Linked DNA regions of Homo sapiens: region 1 is linked to region 2. Evidence: chromatin loops called from intact Hi-C (ENCODE). Cell type or tissue: breast epithelium. All regions are shown on one strand. Links, peaks and the distances in the headings refer to the core of each region. The heading gives the core; the rest is flanking DNA.

What was found. Peaks named below come from ENCODE experiments on the same cell type or tissue, not always from the same donor. Only the 100,000 strongest peaks of a DNase experiment are listed, where the experiment ranks them.
Region 1: it touches region 2 in a loop (19-fold over the local background); 4 of 110 quality-filtered maps call a loop at or near these places.

What each region holds. Positions count from the first base shown.
Region 1 is chr4:77,032,604-77,040,941 of GRCh38, reverse strand. SEPTIN11 (septin 11) reads right to left here. Exons shown (of 10, transcript NM_018243.4): 10 at 2,327-6,445. The coding sequence ends at 6,430. Among named protein-coding and RNA genes, the nearest start is that of CCNI, 39 kb to the left of the region's middle. In breast epithelium, for the core only: no CTCF peak of the experiment used is centred there; a DNase peak (open chromatin) is centred at 4,601; H3K27ac peaks cover 768 bases.
Region 2 is chr4:77,085,110-77,093,447 of GRCh38, reverse strand. No RefSeq gene overlaps it. Among named protein-coding and RNA genes, the nearest start is that of CCNI, 13 kb to the right of the region's middle. In breast epithelium, for the core only: no CTCF peak of the experiment used is centred there; no DNase peak of the experiment used is centred there; H3K27ac peaks cover 548 bases.

The DNA of each region.
Region 1 (8,338 bases), core at 131-8,130, 52 kb after region 2:
TGACATTTTGATCATTTAATGGCTCACATGTATCTGACTTTACTTACATTTACTTAGTTTCTAAGTAAAGAAAGCAGCTTGCCAACTTGTTCATCCAATTGCTCTAAATAATCTCTTTCCAGGAATCAAGTGATTCAAGAGGCAGGGACTGTTGCTTCTTCATTTCACTGTCTAAAGGAACCATATGTTACCATTCTTATTCAGAGGGGAACACTCCTGAGGATCTTGATTAAAGGCAACTCATGCCACCAACGGTATTTCTATGATCTACCTACTATGGAGCTGAAAAGTAAAGATGGAAATAAGCCTATCTACAAACAGGTAATGAAATTGAAAGATAACAAAATATATGTCCATGCTTTATAATACATACGATTTGAAAATTGTCCCTTCACTATGAAAACTGCCCCCAAGAAGTGACTGCTAACTAAAGTAATCTAGCCCTGAATCTGACTCATCACAAACAGGTCAGCATTAGAAATCAGAGGCTTACTCAACTGGCAGAAGTATGTGTTTGGATATGGATGTTATTTTAAGTGATCAAGTCTGAATGCTTTGATTCTCAGCAGGTTTTTTTGCAGATATTGTAGAGAAATCCACCTAGGTAACTCTGAGAAGACAATGTGAATCAGAACCATTGTTAATGATGCTGTTATCTGGGAGAAGAGACATGTACTTGTTTGGGGTTCATTTCCCATGGTCCAAGACATATGGGTCTTGGTAAAAAGCTGTGGACACAAGGTACAGAGCTTCACAACAAATAAAAAGGCAGGGATGGGCCAGTAAGTTATTTTAAGGTATCTTTAAATATAAATTGAACCCCAGAGGCAGAAAAGTCATCTACCCAACACCGGCACATTTTAAACATGATTAGGATTTGTAGGTCAAAATCCCGTAACAAAAAAGGGAAGTTTTTGGTTGTTTCCAAAACAAGGAAAGCATGTTAAACAGAATCTTGTGACTTAAACTTCACTCAAGTGAGCTTAAAACTGGCATAATTTTGATACCAAAAGTAAGCTGAATAACCAATACAAAAAACAGAACTAACTGGAGTTTTTCTCCCCCAAAACATAGTCCCAAATCCAAAACAACTTATATAAGGGATGCAAGTAACAGAAAAAGTCAAATAAAACAACAGTGGTTCCTGAATTTAAAGGAAGGATGCCCACTTCTCTCTCTCTCAAGAGGCAGATGGTCAGCTGAAAAATAAAAACATTGTATCAATAGAACACTCCAAAGAAAAAAAATTGCAGCCATCTCTGTTCATGCAATATCAAATGATTTTTTTTTTTTAAAAACCCCAAACACCAAAACAACCCATAAAACTAACAAAAGGAAGGAAAATGTTGCTCGGATCTTATGACCTGACGGTTGAGGATCCTGATCAGGCTGTTCAGAATGTGGCTCATGGGACAGAAAGGACAGGAGTTACCATGAGATCAAGTTTGTGGGCCCTGGGTGTGGTGGCCCCCTCAGGTTAGGGTACACGCTGTCTTCAGTCCATCAGTTCTTGGATCAGCAGCTTCAAGAACATGATAGTTCTAAGCAAGGGGATCCCAGCACAAGACCTTGGGTCTTGGCCCACGTTTTCTGTTTCAGTCAATTTCCTTTTTCCTTTTTAATTAATATTATTGAATATGACTATTTTTGGTAGTGGTAAGTCACTTCAGTATCCACTATGGGCAGACATTGACAAGTACAAACAGCAGTGCAATATTTGACCCAGACTTTAAAAGAACAGGAGGCGATGGTGGAAATGAGGTAACTCTTCCCCAACACGTGTGAACAGACAGCTCCTGCTCTTCTAATGCTCTATGTCCATTAGGAGAGAGTAGGGCTTGTCAACAGGATGGTTACATAAAGAAGAAGCTACAGAAGAGAAAAAAGAAAGGTTCAGATTCAAATTTGATTCTTAATGGCTTAAGAAAAGAAAAGGAGCTTCTCTACAACAAGCTGTGAAAGAACAGCAGTGTGTCAGTTAATGGGGTGACTTCCTCGAGCTCGACGGGAGGGTGAGCAGCAGCAGGGAAGAGGAGGCCAGTGAAGAAGACGATGCCTCAGCTGGGCACCAAGGCACATGAATTGGCAGGGTGGACAGGGACAGGCATGGGGGAAAAAGGGTGATAACATGATATGTGAAGTACAGGACACCACATGGCACGTATCTTTGAGAAACTGGTGTAACCCAGACGGCAGCCATTTGAAGTCTACCACACGAGGCAGGAAAGCATGAGACTCTTATCCCTATTTCTTTTATCCAGTAAGCACGTGTACATATGCAAACCAAGCAGTGACTAAAAAGAACTCACAAAAAAGGGCACACAAATAATGTTTGGGTAAAAATATATTTTCCCCCGCTTTATGTCTTGGCACTAGTGATATATGCATAGATTATCTGTTCACCACTCTCCTACCTTAACAGATGCCAAATTACCAAGCATGTTGCTAAGTGATCACTTTCATATTTGAAAAAATGATATGCTTCACATCAATACAATTACTTTAGTTTAAAAAAGACAAATGTCTAACATGCAGCTTACATATATGACAATTCTGCATTAACAATGAAAGTAGATTACACGACAGTTTTAGAAAACACATTGGTTATTTTCAAACAGCAAAATGACAAGGATCTACAACTACAGTTTAAGGCATATCAGCATATTTTAAAATTAAGAAATAGACAAAGTTCTAATGCTGTTCACAGCTTTTCAATTTATTTAAAAAATTCCCTTCATACCTACATACAAACTAGACTTTGTAGGTCTTAATTCCCACTAAAGAATGTGTCCTGTCAGTGGAACCAGGACTTTTCGAAGCTGAGACCTGACAATTCCAGACTCTTGCAAATGGCAAAGCAAAGGGGTGGGAATGGACAGTTTTTGTAGGACCACACAGAGACAGCAGGACGTGGGTCGGTAACAGCTGAAAAACCTCACCCAATAGTTTGTATGTGAAACAGTCATGGAAATGTCAAGAAAGCAAGGAAACCAAGTCTGTTCATTTGAGGTGCACAAGATGTGGATTGTGTGTGTTACTGCTGGTGAGTCACAAAGCAGAGAAGGAAGATAAGTAATCTGTGCCCACTGTTACATTAAATAATTCCCATTGTTGAAATGCCCTTTTTGGAGAAAACCTTAACCAATTAATAAAGAGCCTAAGTTGGGAAAACACAATCTGAACTGCCAATAAATTCTCATCAATGCTTTTCCATCACATTCTACAGTACATGTGTTATGGAGATCTAAAGTTCAGAAGAAGCAAAAAGATGGTATTATGTTTGAACAAAAGATATGGGGTAAGGCCAGCTAGTTATGTAGGCCCCTCAATCCCCAAAAAAGAGGTGGCCACTGTCAGCAGTTAGCACCAGGGAGAGACCATTAAACTAAGATTAAAAAATTAAGTGGTCATAAAGGCATCCTAGCATAAAAATTTTTCTCTTGGTTTTCTCTAGTAGAAGATGGTAATTTCTCATTCTGGCTTTATTTGCCTTGCCAGAATCAAGGGCCCTCTGAGCTATCCAATGATGCCCATGAGGCTATGTAGAGCACAGGCAGGGATTAATAATTTCTTTTTTTTTTTTGGAGAGTCTCACTTCATCACCCAGGTTGGAATGCAGTGGTGCAATCTTGGCTCACTGCAACCTCCATCTCCCAAGTTCAAGCAATTCTCCTGACTTAGCCTCCCAAGTAGCTGGGACTACAGGCACGTGCCACCACGCCTGGCTAATTTTTGTATTTTTTGTAGAGACGGGGTTTCACCGTGTTCGCCAAGGTGGTCTTGAACTCCAGGCCTCAAGTGATCTGCCCACCTCGGCCTCTCAAAGTGCTGGGATTACAGGCATGAGCCACCACACCTGGCCTGGATTAGTAATTTCGGATTTCCAAATTCAGGTCAAGAAGTGGAATTTATTATGTGGTTCTTGTGAAAAAAATATAAATGTGGCCTTTTAAATATATTTAGTCTTTTTTTTAAACAAAGGCTACTCAAACCATTACCTTCCTGCCCCCCTTGAAAAGAAAAAAAAAATCTATCCATCCCATTTGCTTTCTCTAATTTTGAAAAGTCAGAAAGATCTCAAAGGTTTCTTACTACCGTACTTACATGCAAAGGCGAAAGCACATCCAATTAGATTTGAGGGTATCATTTATTCCGTGCAGAGCCAAGGACTACTGTGAAAAAAAGGCATAGATACAGAAAGAAAAAAGAAAAGCAGCAATAACAAACTAAACAGGGCTAGGGAGCAGTGGCAGAAAAAAGTTCAGAAGCAATACATTTTTTAAAAAAAAAAGCTTCTATTTGTTTCTTTTGACTTTTTATTCCCTGACTCGCCATATGATTTATTTTGCTGGGAAAAATTTAATGCAAAAAAGTCAATCCAATCAATAATCTTGGAATCAAAAAGTCAGCTGGATGCCTTTCGTTGTTATGCTCATTTTAAAAAAATTTTAGTGATGCAAGAGACAATTTAAAAGTGTACTTTCTGTACAAGCCACAAAAATGCTCACACAAGCGGTGGTTGGAACAAGCATACAACACAAATATTCAAGCTTTTGTCTGATGCACAGCCTATGAGCAAATTCAGCCCATGGTTTGAATCAACATGCCAGCTACTATTTGGCTGCTCCACAGTTAGCTCCAGACTAGAATTATTTAAAAAAACAAAAGCAAAAACAAGAATGTTGGTCCAGTAGCTCCTAAACCTGTGAAGACTATGACTACTGCTGTGTCTAGTGTGTAGTTTCTATTCCAGCTTTGTTTAGGCTTCCATGAAACTAATTTCCTTACTTTGCTTAATTAAGCATAATCAGTTCATGGAAGACCATTCCTTCTTTCCTCTAAGTATGGTTGAGGACAAAGAAAAGGAGAAAAAATCTTTGCTGAAATCAAAATGGAGACTTGCTCATTCAAAAAAGAAAGTGTGTGTCAGGGGAGACGCAGCATATTCTATCCTATTTACTTAATCTCTAACCAGTGAGGAAAATGCAGAGGGGCAGTGGGTTCATGAGAAATGTTATCCTTTCTACATGTAGAGAGAAAGCTGGGAGGATCTTGTTAGTAGAGGGGAAAAAACAATCACACAGATGAAAGGATAAGCATCAGAAAGGAGCAGTATAGAAAAGAGATTAAATATGCACTCTTCCATACAAATTAGGCATTTAGTACAGGTTCTGGCATATGGGCCAGTTCTAATCCCTGATGAGGCAAGGGCCTTAGACAAAGAGCAGGTGGAGCTAGCCAAGGTGAGGAAAATTCCAGACAATGATTTGAGACTTCAGCTGTTCTATTTCTTCTTTCTTTTATTGCCAAATACTGAAAGGAGACTAAGCAAGGAAGCTGGATATGAAATGTCTACCTTCTTGACTTACGGGTCATGTTGTGGTCCTTCCTATTTCCACCTTAAAATTGACAAGGCCTCGCTCAAATTTGTGCTACCAATGATACAGAGTTTATAGCAAATTTTCTAAGGGAAGTATCTGTGGAAATTTTCTCATGATTCATGAAAAATGTTATTAGAAGTACAAGTATCCTGGAATCAGTCATCAGGTCCTCCCTCTAAGCCCACTGGGAACAAACTGAGGTGTGTTTATGAAAGATTCCTTACTGTTAGTGGTAAGCAGGCTGTAGAAAGCCCATCATCCTTAGAAGAAGATTCTTCTACTAAGCAATGTTACATGATCCAACCTTTAAGACCTCTATCTGTGAGAGGATCAAGGATGCACCAGTAAATGTGAACTAATCATAGTTTTCTCATACCAGTCTACTCCAACTTGGCCAGGATTGAAGGCAGGCATTCAGATGCAGTTTCAAACCATGAGAGGAGACAGTCTGAACAGACCCACAAGCTCAGGCCAAATAATGTTATTGATTAAAATGAAAATGTCATGCAAGGGTAAAAATAAAATATAATGCTTGCTCACCAGTCTGTCTACGTACAAATCTACCTTGGCTTAGGACAAGTGTGGAGAAAAGACAGTGAGTTCAGGGATTGTGCACTCATGGAGATGAATCATCAAGAAAATGCAAACTCTTGTCATGGCTATTCAGGTTTTTAGTTCAGCTGCTGAGGCGGTGAGAAGTTTTCATGTCAGACGTACAGGTAGCATTTTACCCCACTTTCCTCTGTCCAAAGCGACATACAAGTAACAGGCCTGCTTCGTGCTGCCATTCAGAACAGGCATAAAAAGCAAATCATTTACTTTCCGGAAACAGAGTCCAGCTGCACAGAGCATTCGCGGTTATTCCCTTGTTCTATCATTTTCTACCACCCAACAACATTCAGCAAAACGAGTTAATAATAGTTACTGGTGTTTGAGGAAGGGTAAAAAAATAAAATAAAATAAAATAAAACTAAAGAACACACATGGCAGAGATACGATATTACTGCAAAAGCAGGTGAATGCGGGAACATCCTTGGCTTGCCAGGCTTTATGTGAAGCTTGCACTGCAAGTTAAAAAACAAAACAAAAAAGTTAGAAATAATAATAAATTAAAAAGAAAGGAAAATTAGGAGCGACAGCACCAGCATTCAGTGATGGTGAATGCTCATGCAATGATTATGGAATTGACAGAAATTAAAACCAAAAATTTGAGAAGGCTACTCTACATGACAAGCCAAAGCAAAATTTAATACTGAATTAAAGACATATGGTTAGTTTCCATTTGTATGTAATTTAGAATTCACAAGTGACTTCTTGAAACCACTGCATGTCTAGTGGGAGGATTTACTGTTTGGCTTTTGTTTTCTCAAATAACACAAAACCATTATCTATTAGGTTTGGGTGTCCCATTAGTACTGAATAGGAGCTTCATTTTCCACTTCTGAGCTGCTGAAGGAGTCAGAGAATAAATATACAATAAATGCCTTTGTACAATTGACTTGAAGAAAAGGTCTAAAGCAGTTTAGGGATTGAAATTACATAGTGAATGGAGGACATGCTATTAATCTAGTTGGGTAGGGGGAAAAAAAGGACAATCACTGGAATGGTTACAGCTACAGCAATGCCAGGAGCTTTCCCCCTCTTTTAGGTACAAAGTAATGCCAAACCCACGGTCCACGTGTCTAATTTTAGGCAACTGCAAAACATGCAACCTTATTCCTTAGCAAGAATCAAAATGATTTTTTTTTAAAAGATGAGTGGATGGTTGGGTAAACTGTAGTTATTAGATGCCAAGTATGGTTTTAAAATGACGAATTTTAAAACTGTTTGCATCTTAACCAGCAAATGCCTGCTGGCAATTGTGCAGACAGTTTTCAGAAAAGAGGAACACTGTCCACTGACCAACTTACCCCTGGGCAGTCCCACCACTGTGGTATAGCCGCAAACAAGGAAAGTGACTTCGTGGCCAGAGATGGCAGAAGGTGGGGTCCAGCTAATGGCAGTGCCAGGGTTAGTTCTACTTTGCCTGTCATCTTAGGAAATGTTATACACTCTCATGCCACTACAGGTCAAGGAGAAGTATAAAGCCTTACCTACATTAAAAAAGGAGCGTGTCATTAGAACAGAAAAAAGAGAATTTAAAACTATTAGAAAAACTAAGTTAGGCTTGGAGGTGGAAGCATAGCAGGTAAATAAGTAAGCATCTGCCTTTTCATTTTCTACCTATAACAAAGTCAGTTCCTGAATGGCAACTCCCACATCTGTTCCAGCTATGCTAGGAGGCATCTTCCCAGCTCTTTTCAAAGTGCTGCTCTGTCTAGCCTGGCCACTGTCTTTCTGCGGTCCCTCTAACCAAAACACTCCACTACCACTGGCAGTAAGAGGTGTGATTTTTTTTTTTCTTGGACATTTCAGGCCTCCACTGGCAGTTGCTTTCACTGTACAAATGTAAAGTGTGGAAAAGGGTAAGGACCTAGAAAAAGTTATACAAAAAATATGTGCCATTGTCAGGTGCAAAACCTGGCGACTACTCTGAACCAAATTAAGTATAATATCCTTCAAAATAAATGAGAATATATAAATAAGCTAAAATAGAATCCACACAGGCTTCATAGAAACTTTGAAAGCATTACACATTGGTAAGGCCCCAGGATAGGAAGAAAATAACCTAACATGTTCAAAAGGGCAAGGAAAAACCTCCCTACACTGGGAAGTTTGTTACTAAATAAACTTTTCTAAAATGGAAGCACAATAATGATCAGCTCTTGGAATTTTTATTGCTTAAAGGCACGTCTAGTATACACGAAATACTCTTTTAACATTGCTGGTCTTTTGGAAACATTCTTAGTTTTAAAACTTGAACCTTTATGCACTGAGTGCCTCAGGGTGAAAAGAAAAACTTGACTTTGCATTTCCTAAGCTGTAAGTCAGCAGCTTTTTGTCTCATTCATACCTAT
Region 2 (8,338 bases), core at 283-8,282:
GGTTTAATTTTATTAAAAACAAAAAGATGAATAAACTTTCAAAATCTTCTCTTGGAAAGCTCCCCAAGTGACTGAAAAGACCCCCTCTTGGCCAAGAGGACCACAGAGAAACCTTAAAACTACATTCCCAGGGCCATGATGCAATGGGAGATCCCACTCCTTATACCCTCTCCCTTGCTAACCACCATCAGGCTTCCTTCCCTACAGGCAAAACAGAAACCAGCCCTTTCAAAACAATGGCTACACTGCTGATTTTAACTAACCATCTGATGCTCACCCTCCCTTTTGCGGTTTCCACAAAACAACTGACCAGAATATGGATATAACCATAAAACTAGCTCCCAATCCTTTCACTCTGTTTTACACTCTATTATGAGGTCTCGGCCCCCATTTACTCTGCAAGTCTGGTTCTGCTTTTTCTTCTAGCTTATCAGAACTTTTGCTCTACTGGTTTTCTAGATTCTGCTTCCTGTTCTCTCCTAATAGGGTGTATGCATAGATTTATAATCCAGATCACTTTTGAGTGGCCTCATAACATTCTCCAGCCCACTCCCAATTACGTGTTTTCTCCTGCTGTTTCAAGTGGTCCAAAACAACAGTCTGGGACCAATGTGACTTTAAATTCTGAGGCACCAAGAAAAATATTAAGGTTTCCTGTTCTATGTTAGCTACAGAGAGAAATCTCTCCAGCATCAAGGTTGAAATAGCTTTTCTTTTATGCACTGCCTGCAAAGAAATGAAGCTTGAACAATATTTATACCTTTTGAATCTCCTAGTCCAGATGGTCTACAAACTGGGTCCTTTAGTTCTCACCTACATTTCTGTCATCTTTACTAAATTCACATTGCACTTTGGTAGAAGGGATATCTAAAAGTAAGCCTTGAAATAAGGCCTCAAAGAGAAAGAAAAAGTTAAAGTTAAGAAAGACTAAATAGGAGAGAATATACAATAAAGAAAAAAAGTATACATATATATGCATATATATTTTTGAGATGGAGTCTTGCTCTGTCGCCCAGGCTGGAGTGCAGTGGCACGATCTCGGCTCACTATGTCCTCCACCTCTGGGGTTCAAGCGATTCTCCTACCTCAGCTTCCCAAGTAGCTGGGACCTCAGGCGCCCACCATCACGCCCAGCTAATTTTGAATTTTTAGTAGAGATGGGGTTTCGCCATGTTGGCCAGCTGACCTCAGGTGATCCACCTGCCTTGGCCTCCCAAAGTGCTGGGATTACAGGCGTGAGCCACCACACCTGGCCAAAGAAAAATATTTTTGAAATCTAAGTCATTATATTGAAATACATGAAATGGCTGGGTGAGGTGGCTCATATCTGTAATCCCAATATTTTGGGGGGCCAAAGCAGGAGGATCATTTCAGGCCAAGAGTTCAAGACCAGCCTGGGCAGCATAGCGAGACCCCATCTCTACAAAAATTAGCATGTTCCTGTAGTCCCAGCTACTTGGGAAGCTGAGGTGGAAGGATCACTTGAGACCAGGAGGTCAAGATTGCAGTGAGCCAAGATTGTGCCACTGCACTCCAGCCTGGGCGACAGAGAGCAACCCTGTCTCTCCACCCCAAAAAAAGAAAAAAGAGATATGTAAAATGTATAAAAAATGATTAATTACTAAAAATATGTGGACCAAAAGGAAAAGTATTGAAAGGAAAAAACATCCAATTTGTCATGTGTCAAAATAAGGTTGAAAATCAAGCATGATAGGCAAATATTCCAACACACGTTCCCTAAAGAAATTAAACTATTCTATAGGACACCCACCCCACCTCATTCCTGCTGCCAGTATCAGATGATGAAGGTCAAATCTCTTAGAGAGCCACTGGTTAATTTTCATAAATCCAACAAAATGGCATTCAAGGACCTTTGCAGTCTGAACTGTAAATTGTCATTGTTGTATAAGGTAGTAAGACAGTTAATTTCATGTGTGAACTTGTCTGAGCCACAGTGCTCAGATACTTGGTAAAACATCATTCTGGAGTTTCTGAGTAGATGTTTTTAATTTTATTATTTTTTTTAATGGATGAGATTAACGTTTAAATCAGAATAATTTGAGTAAAGCGTTACCTTTTATAAGAGTAGGTGTCATCCAATCAGCTGAAGATCTTAATAGAACACTGATCTCCCCTGAGCAAGAAGGAATTCAGCTAGCAGACTGATTATGGCCTCGAAACTGCCACTCTTCCCTGGGTCTCCAGCCTAGACTGCAGATCTTGGATTTACCAAGCCTCCACAATTGCATGAGCCAATTCCTTAAAATAAATCTCTCTCTCTCTCTGTCTCTCTCTCTCTCTGTCTCTCTCTCTCTCTCTCTCTCTCTCTCTCCACACACAGGCACACCCACCCTCCCTGTTGGCTATGTTTCTCAGGAGAACCCCAACATAGAGATAAAATCAAATATTCTATAATCAGAAATATGGTTTCAGGCCCTGGATCTGCCATCTACTAATTGTATATATTGGGAAAATTACTTTATTTTGGGAGGCCAAGGTGGGTGCATCACCTGAGGTCAGGAGTTCGAGACCAGCCTGGCCAACATGGTGAAACCCCATCTCTACTAAAAATACAAAATTAGCTGGGCATGGTGGTGCATGCCTGTAATCCCAGCTACTTGGGAGGCTGAGGCAGAATAGCTCGAACGGGAGGCAGAGGTTGCAGCGAGCCAAGATCGTGCCATTGCACTCCAGCCTGGGCAACAAAAGCGAGACTCCATCACAAAAAACAAACAAACAAGCAAAGAAATAACATGGGAATAAGTGAGGCTGAGTGTGGTGGTGTACACCTGTAGTCCCAGCACTTTGGGAGGCTGAGGTGGGAGGACTGCTTGAGACCAGGAGTTTGAGACCAGCCAGGGCAACACAGTGAGACTGTCTCTACAAAAGACATTAGCTGGGCTCCTGCTTGAGCCCAGGAGTTGAGGCTGCAGTGAGCCATAATCACACCACTGCACTCAGGCGCAGGCAACAGAGCAAGACCTTGTCTCCAAATAGTAATGATAATAATGGTAATAAAATAAAATGGGAAGAAGTAATCACCTTAATTCTCTAGCCATGCTAGAGTGCATTCTATGTAATTCTCTTATTATCTCTATTCCTTTGTTTCCGCTACACCCTTTGCCTATCGTATCTGTTCTTGTCTACTTAGATAACCCTTACTTTTCTTTCCATACCTGTGGCAGTTTTAAAAATAGGTCCATGAATTATTTGATACTCTTCAAGTTTAATTCCTCTCCCATTCAGTATAGCCTGGACTTAGTGAGTTGCTTCTACTGAACAGAATATGGCAGCAGTTGCAGCTTCTATCTTGTCTCTCTCTGCCCTCCCCCACCATCACTTGTTACATGTGAAGCCAGCTGCCTGATCTTGGACAGCCCTATGGAGAGACCTAGTGCAAGGAACTGAAGCCTCTGCCAACAGCCACTGAACTGGGTGGCAGATTCTCCAATCCCTCCATGACTTCAGCCCCAGTCAACAAGCTCATTGAAATGTTACAGTAGATAGCTAGTCAGACATGAGCAGAGCAGGAGAGAGGCTCCCACAACAGGAATGTCAGGCAACCATCAGGTGATGGTCAGGCCGTTATTAAACTGTCTCTCTAAAATAATAATTGGTTGCAGCCAGTGCCAGGGAAAGAAAGTCTCCCAATAAACAGAAACACCAGAAACTTAGCAGCTTCCCAATAAGATCTCAGGAATTGGGCAAGTGGGCTCAAGCATGCACATTAAGAGGCAAAATGGCAGTTTAACTGATACATGACCTTCTATAAACATTTGACTGGTAAGGAAGAACACCTCAAGCGAGCATGCATACAATGCCAGTGAACACACTGAGCATGCTCCCCTCCCTAGCTCTGGCAGGCCACTGTGCGTGCAGACAGCCCACCCCAAGGAAGAATCAGGGGAGAAGGGACACAAGACCCCAGAAGCATGCCAACATACAAAGCCCTAAGTCAAAAAGTCAAACCGCACATTTCATCTCTCAAGTCGCCCACTTGAGCCTCTTCCAAGTGTACTTCCTTTCATTCCTATTCTAAAGATTTTTAATAAACTTTTTTTTTTTTTTTTGAGACAGAGCTTTGCTCATTGCCCAGGCTGGAGTGCATGGCGCAATCTCGGCTCACCGCAACCTCCACCTGCCGGGTTCAAGCGATTCTCCTGCCTCGGCCTCCTGAGTAGCTAGGATTACAGGCATGCACCACCACACCCGGCTAATTTTGTATTTTTTTTTTTTTTTTTTTTTTTTTAGTAGAGACGGGGTTTCTCCATGTTGGTCAGGCTGGTCTTGAACTCCCCACCTTAGGTGATACGCCCGCCTTGGCCTCCCAAAGTGCTGGAATTACAGGCATGAAACACTGCGCCCAGCCTGATTTTTAATAAACTTTCACTCCTGCTCTAAAACTTGCCTCAGTCTCTACCTTTGCCTTATGCCCCTCAGTCAAATTCTTTCTTCTGAGGAGGCAAGAATTGAGGTTGCTGCAGACCTGTGTGGATTTGCCACCACTAACAGTAACCTCATGAAAGATGCTGAGCCAGAACCACCCAGCTAGAGCTCTTGAGCCTCAGAAACTGTATGAGATAATACATATTTGTTGTTTTAAGCAGCTATATTTTGAGGTAGTTTGTTACACAGCAAATCATTAATACCTCACATACTCAAGCCTAGCACATAAAGACCTCTTGCAATAGTTAAGCTAAAAATGAGGGTTTCCTATGTGTCACACATTGTTCTAAGCCTTTTGCAAATATTATCCCACTTAATTGTCATAAAGACTCTAGGAGATACATCATTACCTCCATTTTACAGACGACGAAACAGGTCAAGTTATAGAAAGCTGAGTTGGCCATGCATAGGCCTACTCAGTAGGCCATAATAGGCCTGTAATCCTAACATTTTGGGAGACCAAGGTGGGTGGATCCCTTGAGCCCAGGAGTTTGAGATTAGCTTGGGCAACATGGTGAAACTCCGTCTCTACCAAAAATACAAAAATTATCTGGGCATGGTGGCACAGACCTATAGTCCCAGCTACTCCGGAGGCTGAGGTGGGAGGATCACTTGAACCCAGGAAGTTGAGACTGCATTCCAGGCTGGATGACAGAGCCAGACCCTGTCTCAAAAAACAAAAAACAAACAAACAAAAAAAACAACAACAAAAAGCTGAGTAACTTGCCTCAAGGTCACACGGCTAGCAAATGTTGCTCAATTAAAGAATGAATAATTACGTTTCTTATTAGCAGGTCTATATTTCATTCACCTTAGAATCTCTTTTAGTGCCTAACCCAGCATGCAACTGGGACTCAAATATCTGTTAAATCACTATCTCATAATAAAGGCAGCTTAGTCCATCTTGAATTAATTTTTGCATAAGGTGTAAGGAAGGGATCCAGTTTCAGCTTTCTACATATGGCTAGCCAGTTTTCCCAGCACCATATATTAAATAGGGAATCCTTTCCCCATTTCTTGTTTTTGTCAGGTTTGTCAAAGATCAGATAGTTGTAGATATGTGGCATTATTTCTGAGGGCCCTGTTCTGTTCCTTTGGTCTATATCTCTGTTTTGGTACCAGTACCATGTTGTTTTGGTTACTGTAGCCTTGTGGTATAGTTTGAAGTCAGGTAGTGTGATGCCTCCAGCTTTGTTCTTTTGGCTTAGGATTGACTTGGCAATGCGGGCTCTTTTTTGGTTCCATATGAACTTTAAAGTAGTTTTTTCCAATTCTGTGAAGAAAGTCATTGGTAGCTTGATGGGGATGGCATTGAATCTATAAATTACCTTGGGCAGTATGGCCATTTTCACGATATTGATTCTTCCTACCCACGAGCATGGAATGTTCTTTCATTTGTTTGTATCCTCTTTTATTTCATTGAGCAGTGGTTTGTAGTTCTCCTTGAAGAGGTCCTTCACATCCCTTGTAAGATGGATTCCTAGGTATTTTATTCTCTTTAAAGCAATTGTGAATGGGAGTTCACTCATGATTTGGCTCTCTGTTTTCCTGTTATTGGTGTATAAGAATGCTTGTGATTTTTGCACATTGATTTTGTATGCTGAGACTTTGCTGAAGTTGCTTATCAGCTTAAGGAGATTTTGGGCTGAGACGATGGGGTTTTCTAGATATACAATCATGTCATCTGCAAAAAGGGACAATTTGACTTCCTCTTTTCCTAATAGGATTAAAGACTTAAATGTTAGACCTAAAACCATAAAAACCCTAGAAGAAAACCTAGGCAATACCATTCAGGACATAGGCATGGACAAGGACTTCATGTCTAAAACACCAAAAGCAATGGCAACAAAAACCAAAATTGACAGATGGGATCTAATTAAACTAAAGAGCTTCTACACAGCAAAAGAAACTACCATCAGAGTGAACAGGCAACCTACAGAATGAGATCAAATTTTTGTAATCTACTCATCTGTCAAAGGGCTACTATCCAGAATCTACAATGAACTCAAACAAATTTACAAGAAAAAAACAAACAACCCCATCAAAAAGTGGGCGAAGGATATGAACAGACACTTCTCAAAAGAAGACATTTATGCAGCCAAAAGACACATGAAAAAATGCTCATCATCACTGGCCATCAGAGAAATGCAAATCAAAACCACAATGAGATACCATCTCACACCAGTTGCAATGGCGATCATTAAAAAGTCAGGAAACAACAGGTGCTGGAGAGGATATGGAGAAATAGGAACACTTTTACACTGTTGGTGGGACTGTAAACTAGTTCAACCATTGTGGAAGACAGTGTGGCGATTCCTCAGGGATCTAGAACTAGAAATACCATTTGACCCAGCCATCCCATTACTGGGTATATACCCAAAGGATTATAAATCATGTTGCTATAAAGACACATGCACAGGTATGTTTATTGCGGCACTATTCACAATAGCAGACTTGGAACCAACCCAAATGTCCAACAATGATAGACTGGATTAAGAAAATGTGGCACATATACACCATGGAATACTATGCAGCCATAAAAAATGATGAGTTCATGTCCTTTGTAGTGACATGGGTGAAGCTGGAAACCATCATTCTCAGCAAACTATCGCAAGGACAAAAAACCAAACACCACATGTTCTCACTCATAGGTGGGAACTGAACAATGAGAACACGTGGACACAGGAAGGGGAACATCACACACCGGGGCCTGTTCTGGGATCGGGGTGGGGGGAGGGATAGCATTAGGAGATATACCTAATGTTAAATGACGAGATAATGGGTGCAGCACACCAACATGGCACATGTATACATATGTGACAAACCTGCACGTTGTGCACATGTACCCTAAAACTTAAAGTATAAAAGAAAAGGCAGCTTAGTTTTTCAAGAATGAAGTCTTAGAAACCCTGATTGTGTATTATTTATTTATTTATTTATTTACTTTGAGACGAGTCTTACTCTGTCATCCATGTTAGAGTGCAGTGGCGAGATCTCTGCTCACTGCAACCTCTACCTCCCAGGTTCAAGTGATCCTCCCACCTCAGCCGCCTCAGACCCCCGAGTAGCTGGGACTACAGGCAGGCACCACCACCCCAGCTAATTTTTTGTATTTTTGGTAGAGACAAGGTTTCACCATGTTGCCCAGGTTGGTCTCCAACACCTGAGCTCAAACAATCCTCCTGCTTTGGCCTCCCAAAGTGCTGGGATTACAGGCATGAGCCACTGCTCCTGGCTTGATTGTGGATAATTTAAATTGACTCCCAAAACATAATTCTTTTCCTTTACTGAGAAGAAATAAGTGTTATAGTAAACATATGTGTGAGGAGACTAAAATAAAACTTGGAGGATTTTTACCCTTCTCTACACATCTTCCCCCGCAAGTGCTTGATAAGTGTGTGTTGATAGTCTGATTACATGCTGAATTTGGTGGTTCCTGCTTCTGTTAAATAAAAATTACAGGAGGCCATTGTTTTGGACTAAGCTCCTGCACTAGGCCCCAACGGACTAGACTAAAAATCAAAACAGTCACCCATGCTGAAGTTTCATGTCACCAAACTAAGTTGTTATCTGAGAAATCAGGAGAGAGAGGTAACAGCTAATCTTCCAAACAGGCCAGTTTTAATCTGCGTGATAATAAAGTCCTCCCTGGTTTAGTTTATTTTCATATTTATTTTTTAAGAGATGCGTTTCATTACCTTCCCCAGACTGACCTTGATCTCCTGAACTCAAGGAATCCTCCTGCCTCAGCCTCCCAAGTAGCTGGGATTACAGTGTGTGCATTCTACCACTCCCAAGAAAATTCCCTCTGTTGTAATCCTTAACCCCAAATAACTTGATGTTAACCAATCAGTCATTTTTCTACTGTTCTCTCTGTTCCTGCTTTACAAGG